Regions from separate parts of the Homo sapiens genome. Here region 2 is linked to region 1. The links are chromatin contacts, found by Hi-C or POLR2A ChIA-PET in ENCODE. All regions are on one chromosome and are shown on one strand. Each heading gives the region's core, a stretch centred on a gene start or an enhancer-like site at or near the end of the contact. The rest is flanking DNA. Distances are from core to core; before and after follow the strand shown.

The links. Hi-C counts contacts between places; a loop is a spot of excess contacts on that map. ChIA-PET counts read pairs that join two places held with the same protein, here RNA polymerase II (POLR2A). Pooled maps may share reads with other maps.
Region 2: a pooled map shows a loop between it and region 1 (11-fold over the local background). The contact joins the promoter of GART here to the promoter of ATP5PF in region 1. A Hi-C loop is called at or near these places in 5 of 50 pooled maps. POLR2A ChIA-PET finds 5 or more read pairs at or near these places in 2 of 52 experiments (CD4-positive, alpha-beta T cell and GM12878).

Annotation. Positions count from the first base shown.
Region 1 is chr21:25,732,027-25,737,470 of GRCh38, forward strand. It overlaps ATP5PF (ATP synthase peripheral stalk subunit F6), which reads right to left and starts at 2,878. Exons shown (of 4, transcript NM_001003703.2): 1 at 2,827-2,878. It overlaps GABPA (GA binding protein transcription factor subunit alpha), which reads left to right and starts at 2,946. Exons shown (of 10, transcript NM_002040.4): 1 at 2,946-3,552. RefSeq lists enhancers at 170-1,007, 2,300-2,379, 2,698-3,353, 2,780-2,889, 2,910-3,029 and silencers at 2,490-2,589, 3,530-3,669, 3,730-3,939.
Region 2 is chr21:33,538,736-33,544,179 of GRCh38, forward strand. GART (phosphoribosylglycinamide formyltransferase, phosphoribosylglycinamide synthetase, phosphoribosylaminoimidazole synthetase) reads right to left here and starts at 3,382. Exons shown (of 22, transcript NM_000819.5): 1 at 3,330-3,382; 2 at 436-621. The coding sequence starts at 580. It overlaps SON (SON DNA and RNA binding protein), which reads left to right and starts at 4,303. Exons shown (of 12, transcript NM_138927.4): 1 at 4,303-4,434. The coding sequence starts at 4,358. RefSeq lists silencers at 3,258-3,547, 4,588-4,677 and enhancers at 3,698-4,147, 3,712-4,443, 4,348-4,407.

The DNA of each region.
Region 1 (5,444 bases), core at 1,628-4,127:
GTGAGAATGGCCCTTTACCACTCAGAGTTTGAGCAGCACTAGCTAGAAAACTGTAGAGTCGCACAATAGTTCTCAAAATAGGGTTGGGGGTGGGGGAAGAAGTGAGTTTTTTTCTCTCCAAGGAGACATCTGGCAATGTCTTTAGACATTTTTGGTTGTTCTCACCAAGCTGAGTGCTACTGGCTTATAATGAGTACAAAGCCAGGAATGCTGCCAAACACTATAACGACAATAACAGCCCTCCCACCCCTAAGAATTATCTGGTCAAAATGTCAATAATGCCAAGGTTGACAAACTCTGGAATGGCATGTAAAAATTATCAAAAGAAATCTACAATGAGCCAGGTGCAGCGGATCATGCCTGTAATCCCAGCACTTTGGAAGAACAAGGCAGGAGGATCACTTAAGCCCAGGAATTCAAGACCAGCCTGGGCAACACAGTATGACCCCATCTCTACAGAAAAAAAAAAAATAGCCAAGTGCGGTGGTGGGTGCCTGTAGTCCCAGGTACTTGGGAGGCTGAGGCTGGAGGATCACTTGAGCTTGGGAGGTAGAAGCTGCAGTGAGCTGTGATTGCACCACTGCATTCCAGCCTGTGTTACAGAGTGAAACCCTGTCTCAAAAAAAAAAAAAAAGAAAGAAAGAAATCCTACAATCAGGCCGGGCGTGATGGCTCACGCCTGTAATCCCAGCACTTTGTTGTAATCCCAGCACTTTGGGAGGCCAAGGTGGGTGGATCACCTGAGGTAGGGATTCAAGATCAGCCTGACCAACATGGAGAAACCCCGTCTCTACCAAAAATACAAAATTAGCCGGGAGTGGTGGCACATGCCTGTAATCCCAGCTACTCAGGAGGCTGAGGCAGGAGATTCCTTGAACCCAGGAGGCGGAGGTTGCGGTGAGCCGAGATCGCGCCACTGCACTCCTCCACCCTGGGCAACAAGAGTGAAACTCTGTCTCAAAAAAAAAAAAAAAAAAAAAAAAAAAGAAATCCTACTATCAATGCAATCAACAAAATATGCTTCACCTGACAGAATGAAAGCAAACTGTTTGAAGAAATTAAAGAATTCATAACATATCACTTTTATACCCCATCAGGGAAAAATACTTGAGAAAAGGCTACAAGCAAACAACAAATGACCTCACAAGGTCATGTGCCACTTATTATCATTCCTATGTTTAAACACACAGAAACTGAGGATTAGAAGTATCTGGTCAAAGTGGTCGGGCGCGGTGGCTCACGCTTGTAATCCCAGCACTTTGGGAGGCCGAGGCGGGCAGATCACGAGGTCAGGAGATCGAGACCATCCTGGCTAACACGGTGAAACCCGGTCTCTACTGAAAAATACAAAAAATTAGCCAGGCGTGGTGGCGGGCACCTGTAGTCCCAGCTACTCCGGAGGCTGAGGCAGAAGGGCGTAAACCTGGAAAGTGGAGCTTGGAGTGAGCAGAGATCGTGCCACTGCAATCCAGCCTGGGCGACAGAGCGAGACTCTGTCTCAAAAAAAAAGTATCTGGTCAAAGTTACACAGCAAAATCTAACTTAACACATATATGCAAAAAAAAAAATTGTGCAATTCAATGCCACTTTCCCTTCTGGCAAACTAAGGACATGCTTAACATTCAGCAATAGGTTCACCCGACATTTGCTTAGCCCTAGATACTGTGCAAAGTACTTCCATATATATCCTTTCCTTGTACCCTTACAGCAATACTCTCAAAGAGTTAAAGTGTTCTTATCCCTGCTTTACAGATGATAAAACTGTATCTAAGAAAGATTAAGCTGCACGTATTCTCACAGTTAATTTGCTCTAAGTCTGACTGCATAGATGTTACTCCTTCTGCAACACGGGTAAAATCCACTTTCATTGTTTCAATTATCCACCATGTAAGTGCCTATGATTCCCCAATCGCATTTCTAATTTTAGTATTCATCCTGAGCCCCAAATCTATCCACAGCATTCAACAGTTCTCATCTCCCTTATAAGTCCTACGAACTCATCCAAAAAACGAACACATAATCCCATATCAAAACTTGTTCCTTCTCCTTTAATCCCTTTCATTTTTTTTCACTGATTAGTGAATGCATATTGTCCACTAAAACGCAGAAGATAGTCATTACACAAATAGCTGTGAAATACCACCTGACATAAATTCTCTATTCCAGTACCATCGGGTGCCACGAGAGCATATGATAGCGTCTGACATGATCAGAAAGACTGGGGAAGGCAACAGTAAGAAAACACTAGTCTGAGCAGAGGCCTTGTTCTGGGTGGGAGCATGGTTCTATTTATAGTGATGACTGACCGGCCAAAGGTTAGTAGGTTCGCTGCCTCTTCAGTGCATATTCCTATGAACAATCCATAAAGTCGCCTAATGAAGTGTTAGCACCATCGTTTTTAGGTGGGATGCAAACTTTCAATATTATGACTAATTTTTTCCCTCTTAATGGTACACGTTCTGCCTAAGTAGCCTAGACGCTCCCGTGCGCCCGGGGCGGGTAGGCCTGGCCGAAAATCTCTCCCGCGCGCCTGACCTTGGGTTGCCCCAGCCAGGCTGCGGGCCCGAGACCCCCGGGCCTCCCTGCCCCCCGCGCCGCCCCGATTTGCCCTCAGAGAGGGTATCGATCTTATTTCTGGGTCTACGGCAAACTCCAAGGTCTACAAACGTAGAGGTCAGCTGTGACCCCGGGCCAGGCCGTGAAGGTCCCCAGGACACAGAGCTGCTCTCTCCTCCTAGTAAAGGTGAGAGGCAGCCCAGGCCTCGTGAAAAAACCCAGAACTGGAGTCCCAAAAGGCCACGCTGATCTAGCTACCCTCCCAGTCACCTTGCACTCAGTCCCGAGCTGCCAAAGCCTCCGCCGCCACCACCTCCGCTCTACTTCCGGCCCTGGCTCCGCCCCCACACGCCTACCCGCCATCGCAATGCATTATGGGCCGCCGTTTCAGTCGGTCGACGCTCACCGGACAGGAAGCGTCTCGGAGACAGTCTGCGACCGGACGGGTCTAGGTGAGACAGAAGCCAAACAGGAGGAGGAAGTGGAGGGTAAGTGCTTCCGGGTCCCCTGGCACAGCCTCCGCCATCTTTTCTTCGCCTAATTTGACCCGTTCTTTTTCCCCTCCTTGAAACCTTGCTCTGTACGCATGCGCTCTTTGAGTGGCCTTTCCCCTAGTTCAAGCTCCCCTCCGAGTCAGCGTCCTGTTCGTTAGGGTTATCGAAGTGTATAAAGGTGCAGGGAAAGTGAGACTGTGTAAAACAAAGCGGATTGGGGCGTTGTGCTTCCTTGTACCTCGTGAGCCTCCGTTGCCTTGGGCGGTCGTTTTGCGCACCCTGCCGGGAGTTGTAGTCCTGGACCCGAAGGTGCCTGGGAGGCGGGAGGGGGGTTGGGGCTTCTCAGCGCCGATTCCGCGGGAAGGGCCCTGGGACCTCACACTTCTAGTCGCGGGAGCTGCAGGTCTTACCCGGAGAGACGCTGCACGTGGAGCCCTCGCCGCTGCCGTTCTCAGCCGGCTCTGGAGTGCGGGCGGGGGCGACAGGGCCGATTCCGGAGTGGGTGAGTGCGGCCGCCGGGGAGGAGGGGAGCGCGGGCCCTCGCGGGCCGGCCTCGTTCCGGGGCCTTTTCCCCCACAAGGGCCCCCCCGCGGCCGCCTCTGTGTTTTGTTTCCGCTGGTCCCCGGCGCTGTGACTCCCATTTCCGTTCGTGGAGACTTGAGGGAGCCGGGTGGGGAGGGGCGGGAGAGCTGTGCGGGGAGCGAAGGGGAGGGGCGGGGGGCGAGCGGCCTGGAGCCCGGGGGGACCGGGCACCGCCGGGACCCGTGCCGGACGGGTCGCCTGTCGCCGCTCCCTCCTTTCCGCGTCCCCTCCTCGCCCGTCCGCACTCCTCAGCAGTCTCAGCCTGCTCAGCTGGGATGTGGTCCTGACGCCCCCGAGATTTTAAGAGCAAAATGCAGACCCTGTCTCATCGCGGGACTCAGCGATTCACTCATTTCAAATCCGCTCTCTTTATAGAACAACACACACCAGAATCATTTATCAGCGTATATGGTAGCCATCTGGGTTTGTTTTTTTGTTTTTAAGCAAGGAAGTAAACCAAGGAGATAACAATGGGTTGTCTACTTGGAAATTTTTTTGTGTACTAGAAGACACGCTGTATGTGCGTGTTTGGATTTAGGGACCCCAGTTTGATCAGGTTAGCGGACCGAGAGGACAATGCCTAATATTGCATTGCAAGATGATTAGAAATTTAGAAATAAAATTCATTTCATAAGTAGTTTCCACTAATAGCAGTAGGTCTGACTCGTGAGAAGAGCAAAGATTTAGCAGGATTCACTTGAGCGAATTGTAGAACGAGGCGGTGATAACATTCTTCGGTAGTGTTATCTTGAACTTCAGAAGAAACCGCTCAACTCTTTAGCAACTGCTTGAGGGACTAGCCTGTCTCTCAGGGTTCCATCCAGGCTTTCCAAGCTTCTTTATTTTTAGACATACAGTGACGCTGAGTGGACTTCAAGTCAATTTTACCTGAATTGTGTATACAAGAGCATCTGTCATGAGGCATGTATAGTAATGAAGTAATTAAATCATGAGCTAGATGTTAGGTTGAAGCAAATCATCAGACCGAGTACTAAATTAAAACTGTTGACTTTAGCCTTCCCTCAACTCTTTATATATAAAACTCCAAACCTACAGAAGAATTGGGGAAAAAATCATGCAGTGAACACGCAGATACCCTTCACCTGAGGGTCCCAACTGTTAATCTTTCACTGTATGTGCTTTCTCTTTTTATATTACATAGATATGTATGCTTTGCTTTTTCTTAACTGCTACCTTTATTTTTGAAAATAAAAATGTCTTTTAATTTCCTCAGACACAGAAAAGCATTTGATAACTTAGGAAAATGTGCAGTTAATCTCGCAGGTACCCCCACACTCCACTTATAATATATTGGGAACAAAATGTTCTAAGCTCTGTAATAATGCTCTCCAATGAAGGACAATTCTCAAATTTATCTGTAGTTTCAAAAGGGAATGTTACACCTATCTGTATTTTAAAAGACACTAGCCGTTCCCAGAATTTTTCGTTAAATTCAAGTTTAGTTTGTATCCCATCTTGTGAAACATTCCGAACCCCAGGTTGGATTTAATCCAGCAGAACCAGAGTGTCAAAGTATATGAAATTGTTCTGTGCAGTTCTGGCGGGGGCAGCCCTTAGACGGAGAAACTGCAAGTAATTTTCTCTCAGTTTTCCTAAGTATTGACATAGAAGCCTGAGGAATTGGTTTCAGAAAAAGAGATAAGACTCACTCAAAAACTGATATGAAAGATTTGGACTATTTCTCAAATCTCTGTTTTGCTTCTCTGGACTAAGCATAGAGAACCAGGAGAGAAAGAAAGATTTAAGAGACTGAGTAATATTTTTTGACAGATCATTTAAGAAACTGAGTAA
Region 2 (5,444 bases), core at 2,132-4,631, 7.8 Mb after region 1:
ATAAATTTTAAGGTCAAGGAAAGCACTCAACCCTGAATAGTAGTCTATATTTTATTTTATTTTGAGATGGAGTCTCATTCTGTCGCCCAGGCTGGAGTGCAGTGGCATGATGTCAGCTTACTACAAGCTCCACCCCCTGGGTTCAAGCCATTCTCCTGCCTCAGCCTCCCGAGTAGCTGGGACTACAGGCACCCGCCACCACGCCCGGCTAATTTTTTGTATTTTTAGTAAAGACGGGGTTTCACCATGTTAGCCAGGATGGTCTCCATCTCCTGACCTCATGATCCGCATATCTCGGCCTCCCAAAGTGCTGGGATTACAGGCATTAGCCACTGTGCCCAGCCTATCTTTATTAACATAAAGTACAGATATGGTTGACAGCATACCATTAATAACAAATAATAACTATTACTCCCCACTTTAAAACATGATTACCGGTATTTGAAATCTTTTCAGAGCAGGCAGTGCCTGCGTTTCCTGGGGCAACCAACACTTGTTTGACATGATGAGACTGTGCAAGTTTCCAGGCCAGCGTATGTTCCCTTCCTCCACTGCCAATTATAAGTACTCGGGCTGCCATTGTTCTGTCTGTAAAGCAGAAATTCCAAAGGAAAATGAAACCTGCAGAAAGAAAACCACAGTTTATATCTTAGGATGCACATTTTAGAAACCCAGGGACGGGCACAGTGGCTCATGCCTGTACCCCCAGCATTTTGGGAGGCCGAGGCAGGTGGATCACTTGAGGTCAGGAGTTTGAGACCAGCCTTGGCCAACATGGCAAAACCTCATCTCTACTAAAATACAAAAATTAGCCAGGCATGGTGGCGGGTGCCTGTAATCCCAGGTACTCAGGAGGCCAAGGCAGGAGAATTGCTTGAACCTGGTAGGAGGAGATCGCAGTGAGCCAGGATCACGTCACTACACTCTAGCCTGGGAAACAGAGCAAGACCATCTCAAAAAAAAAAAAGAAATCCAGATTTGTAAATATAATTTAAGTAATCATTTGTACTCATACAAATGACATTTTCATCCAATGATTCATTTTTGAAAAACTGGGATTCATAATTTGAGAAATATGACTGTCGTCATAAGCATAAGGGAGGTATTTCAAAAAGAAGGCAGGCTGGCCTAGAGAGCTAGGTTAAGGAGTCAAACGATGACTCTCAGCTCCTTATGTGATAATCTCCCTTCTCTGGGCTTCACTTCAAAAAGATTTAATAATCATCATGCCTTAGTTATGAAATGAATCTTGTTTTAGACTCAAAATGTATTATAAAATATCAATTTTTAAACCTTGAAATCTTACAGATAATTAGGTTATCATAAATTAAAGGATATACTGAAAACTGGGGTAAGCAAACTTTACACAAAAAGGGCCACATAGTTCTGTCAAAACTACTCGACTCGGCCACCTTAGCAGGAAAGCAACCAAAGATAATACGAAGATGAATCAATGTGCCAATGTCCAGAAAAATTTAATGGACCCATAAACAGGCAGTGGGTCAGAGATCACTGTTGCCTATCAGTACTTTAAGTAGCAGGAAACCATCAAAGGTTTGTAACAAATAAACGTGACTCGCTTTCAATAAAACTTTATGTACGGATACTATAATTTGAATTTCATAAAATTTTCACATGTCACAAAAACCTCATTTATTTCCTGTTCTTTTTCTCAATCATTCATATTTGGTGAGCTGTACAAAAGCAGGCAGCAGAAGGATTTGGTATGTGGGCCATAGTTTGCTGACTCCTAATTCAAATAGCGCAATATGCTAGAATATTGGTAGAGAAGGCAAAAATCAAATTCCAACTCATTTCACTTTAGTTCTGGCACCTGAGACTTAGAAGGATGGATACAACAGCAGTGTAACCTAGGAGATTAACTGAAATGACATTTATAAATAAGTACAATCTGGCACTCAGCAGTAGTAAATGTTAACTTGTTACATTTACTTACCACAAGACAAACTGGTAACAGGAAAAAGAAAATTGAAAACTTATTTTGATGATGTTGGGATTACATATTTTAAGAAAAATGTAAGCTGACAATATACAAAACTAACATTTTTTTGAGCACTTAACCTTGGGCAGGGTACTATTTAAAATGCTTGTCATGAAAGAATCCTATGAGGGAGATACTATTACTATCACCAATTTGCAGATAAGACAAGGAGGCCCAGATAGGTAAATAACTTGCTGGAGGTCACACAGGTAAGAGGGGGTGGAGCCTAACAGAAGCAATTTTGCTTCAGATTCTCTCAACAAGTGAAACGATGATCATTGAAAATTTGAGAAAGGAAAAAAAAAAACCCTGTTAAATTACAGTCTCGGAAGGAACAGCTACTTTAGTGTAACGGGAAAACACATTTTACTTGCCATGTGTATCTGAAATAAACAGATTTTTTATTTTATTTATTTATTTATTTGTTTAGACAGTCTCTCTCTGTCGCCCAGGCTGGAGGGCAGTGGTGTGATCTCAGCTCACTACAACCTCCGCCTCCCGGGTTCAAGCGATTCTCTTGCCTCACAGCCTCCCAAGTAGCTGGGATTACGGGCGTGCGCCGCCACGCCAGGCGAATTTTTGTATTTTTAGTAGCGACGGGGTTTCACTACGTTGGCCAGGCTGGTCTCGAACTCCTGACCTCCAATGGTCAACCCACCTTGGCCTCCCAAGTGCTGGGATTACATCACATCCGGCCAGAAATAAACAGATCTTTAAATCTAGAGCAAATGTTACATCTTTAGTTTGAATATAGCAGTAGTGTGGGAAAATTCTGTTTACTCTAGTGGATCACTGAAAATAGCCTTACTACCCAGTGGTGAGGACGCCTGGGCTCCTGAGTCTCACACAGCGCCTTGGCCTGGGTAGAGACGCTGCCCCATACTAGCAGGAAGACCTTGGGGGACTTCACTAACCTTGGGCCTCATTCCTCAGAATGGGTAACATAAGCAGAATAAGACAGGCAAATAAAGCCGTATCAGAGGATATGGAGAATAAAGTAGAAACCAACTACAAAATTAACCAAGTAATCTGCCAGAGACAACGGGTGCATAAAGAGAAAGTACACCAATTTAGGGTTATGTCCTAAAAATGTATAAAGACACAAAAAGGCCTTGACATCTTAGAAAACAGGAAAAGTAAAAGAGCAAATAGAAACCAGCTAACAGTAGCAAGTGAAAAGCACATGGCCAACCCCCACCCACCGCATTTACAAACAACAGGAAAATTTCTACAAATCAGTTTCTATGGTTTCACTCAGTTCGCGATCTTAAATCCCCAAACCAAAGCCTAAGCGCGCTCCGTGTAAAAGCGGAGGGGGTTTACGCACCGACACCGGGTGGCCACCTGGTTCCCGCTTGCCCGCTCGCCGGAAGTCGGCCCACCGGGACCGGCGCGGGACCAGCGCGGCACCGCCCCTCACTGCCCCGCCCTACGACGGCTTCCCTGCCCCATTGGTCCGCGCGGCCCTGGGTCTCCGCGGCGAGAATCTAGTCTGATTCCCTCCCGCCCTGGGCGCTGCCTGACTGCTCCCCAGCCGAGACACCCAAGCCTTAGCACGTTTATAATGTGACAGTGGTACGGGGTGCCACGCAGTGTTTCCAGGAGCGCCGGGGGGGAGCGCCAAAATGCTAAACCCATTCTTAGCCAATTGTGCGCCGCTCACGAGTCAGAGCTGAGCAGCTACCGCGGAAAAATCTCGTGACACGCCTGACTCCTGATGAGACTAAAATGCACCGGGCTTTGAATGCCGGTCGCTTAGGACATCCGGCCTATTGCTAAAAAAAAAAATGAGGCTGGTTATAGAACGCACTGGGGAAGACACAGGGCAACAGCGAGTTCCTCCTCTCACATGCCAGTGGGGGCGGGGGCTGAAAAATTCTCTCCCGGATGCATATCCCTGTCGAAACTGAACTTGGCGCCACCTGAGAGCGCCTGAAAGCCGTGTGTTAAACACCGGGTTGCCCTTCTTGCTCTTCTTCCTCTTCGCCTTTAATCTCAGGCACTTAGCAAGCCTGTTAAGGCTCCCAAACACTGCTGGGGACTGACAACTTATGCGGACACGGTCGCCTCAAGAGAGACGGCTCCTGTAATGGCGCCTGCGTCAGACACTAACATGGCGGACATAGTCGTGCGCGGCGCAAACGTCAGCACCTCTACCCCAGCCGCTCAGAAACAGCAGAGGAGAGCAGGGCCGTGCTCACTGATTGGTCCCTCGGTGGAGCGGGCCGGACCGGGCATTCCCTTTGGAGCCAATCAGGAAGGCGAGAGACCGAATTGGCCCGTGCGCCTCCTCCCGAGGCATGCTGGGAGCCTGGAGGACTAGCGAGGAGGAGTTGAGAGAACGGAGCGGACGCCATGGCGACCAACATCGAGCAGATTTTTAGGTCTTTCGTGGTCAGTAAATTCCGGGAAATTCAACAGGAGCTTTCCAGGTAAACGCCTCCCAGATTCTTCTGCTCCCAACGGACCGTTAGGCCCTCACCTAGCCTTCTTTGGCACCTTTCTTCGGAGACGCAGTCGTTCCCCGGCTCAGGCCCCGCTAGGGCCCCGCCTGGGCCTGGGATCCATTTTCCGGGCCCCCCCCAACCGCCCCCCCAGCCGCTCCCTTCCTTTTCCCTCGAGGAACTTCGCCTTTTCCGAGGTAACCCAAGACTCCCTGTTTCAGAACCGAGTTAAGATGTTCACCCTTCTCCCCTGTTTGGGTCCCCCCTGCCGTTTAGCTACTCGTAGGCCCGGTTGTCCGCCAGGGACGGGCCTAGTTCCTTCCTCAGCTCCTCCTCCGCCGCCGCGTATCCCCTCCCCCTCTCGCCTCCGCGGATTTTGCCGGCCGGTGCCTATGACCGGAAAGGGTCTCTAACGGCCGTTTCTTGGTTAATCTTAAATCCTCTTTATTATTGCGAGCTTCAGACCGCTTGGGGGTCTGGATCTATTAATAAGATTATTCGGGGCCTAGTGTCCTGTAGTATCTGTCAGCCGTTCTGATAGTTAAATGTTTCAATTAAAACGAACTCAAACTGATGCACTTGCTAGTTTGTTAAAATACTCGAGATAAAGATGGAAGGGGACTTTGAAATGGTTGCGATTAATTACAGCAAGTGAAAGTGGACTTTGTGTGTAGGTCTATTATTTTCTTGCTACCCCTGCCCCAGTTGACACGCTATTTTTGTCATTGCTGGTAGACTTTACATAATTTGCGCTTGGCTTCACAAAATTTGAAGGCGAAGAGATTGTTAAAGAAATGGTTGTTTACTTAGGAAAATAGTGTGTCATGTTCAGCGGTTGTCTCTCGATATTTGCTTTTGTATAAGATACTCATTTCTTTAAAGTACAGAAGTAGGAAAGAGATCTTGAAACGTAAGTGTTCCGAGTTCAAGTGTTTTTAATTGTATTTTAAAAGTTGAGAGCAAGAGCAGTACGTGAATTTGAAAATGGGCCGAAAACC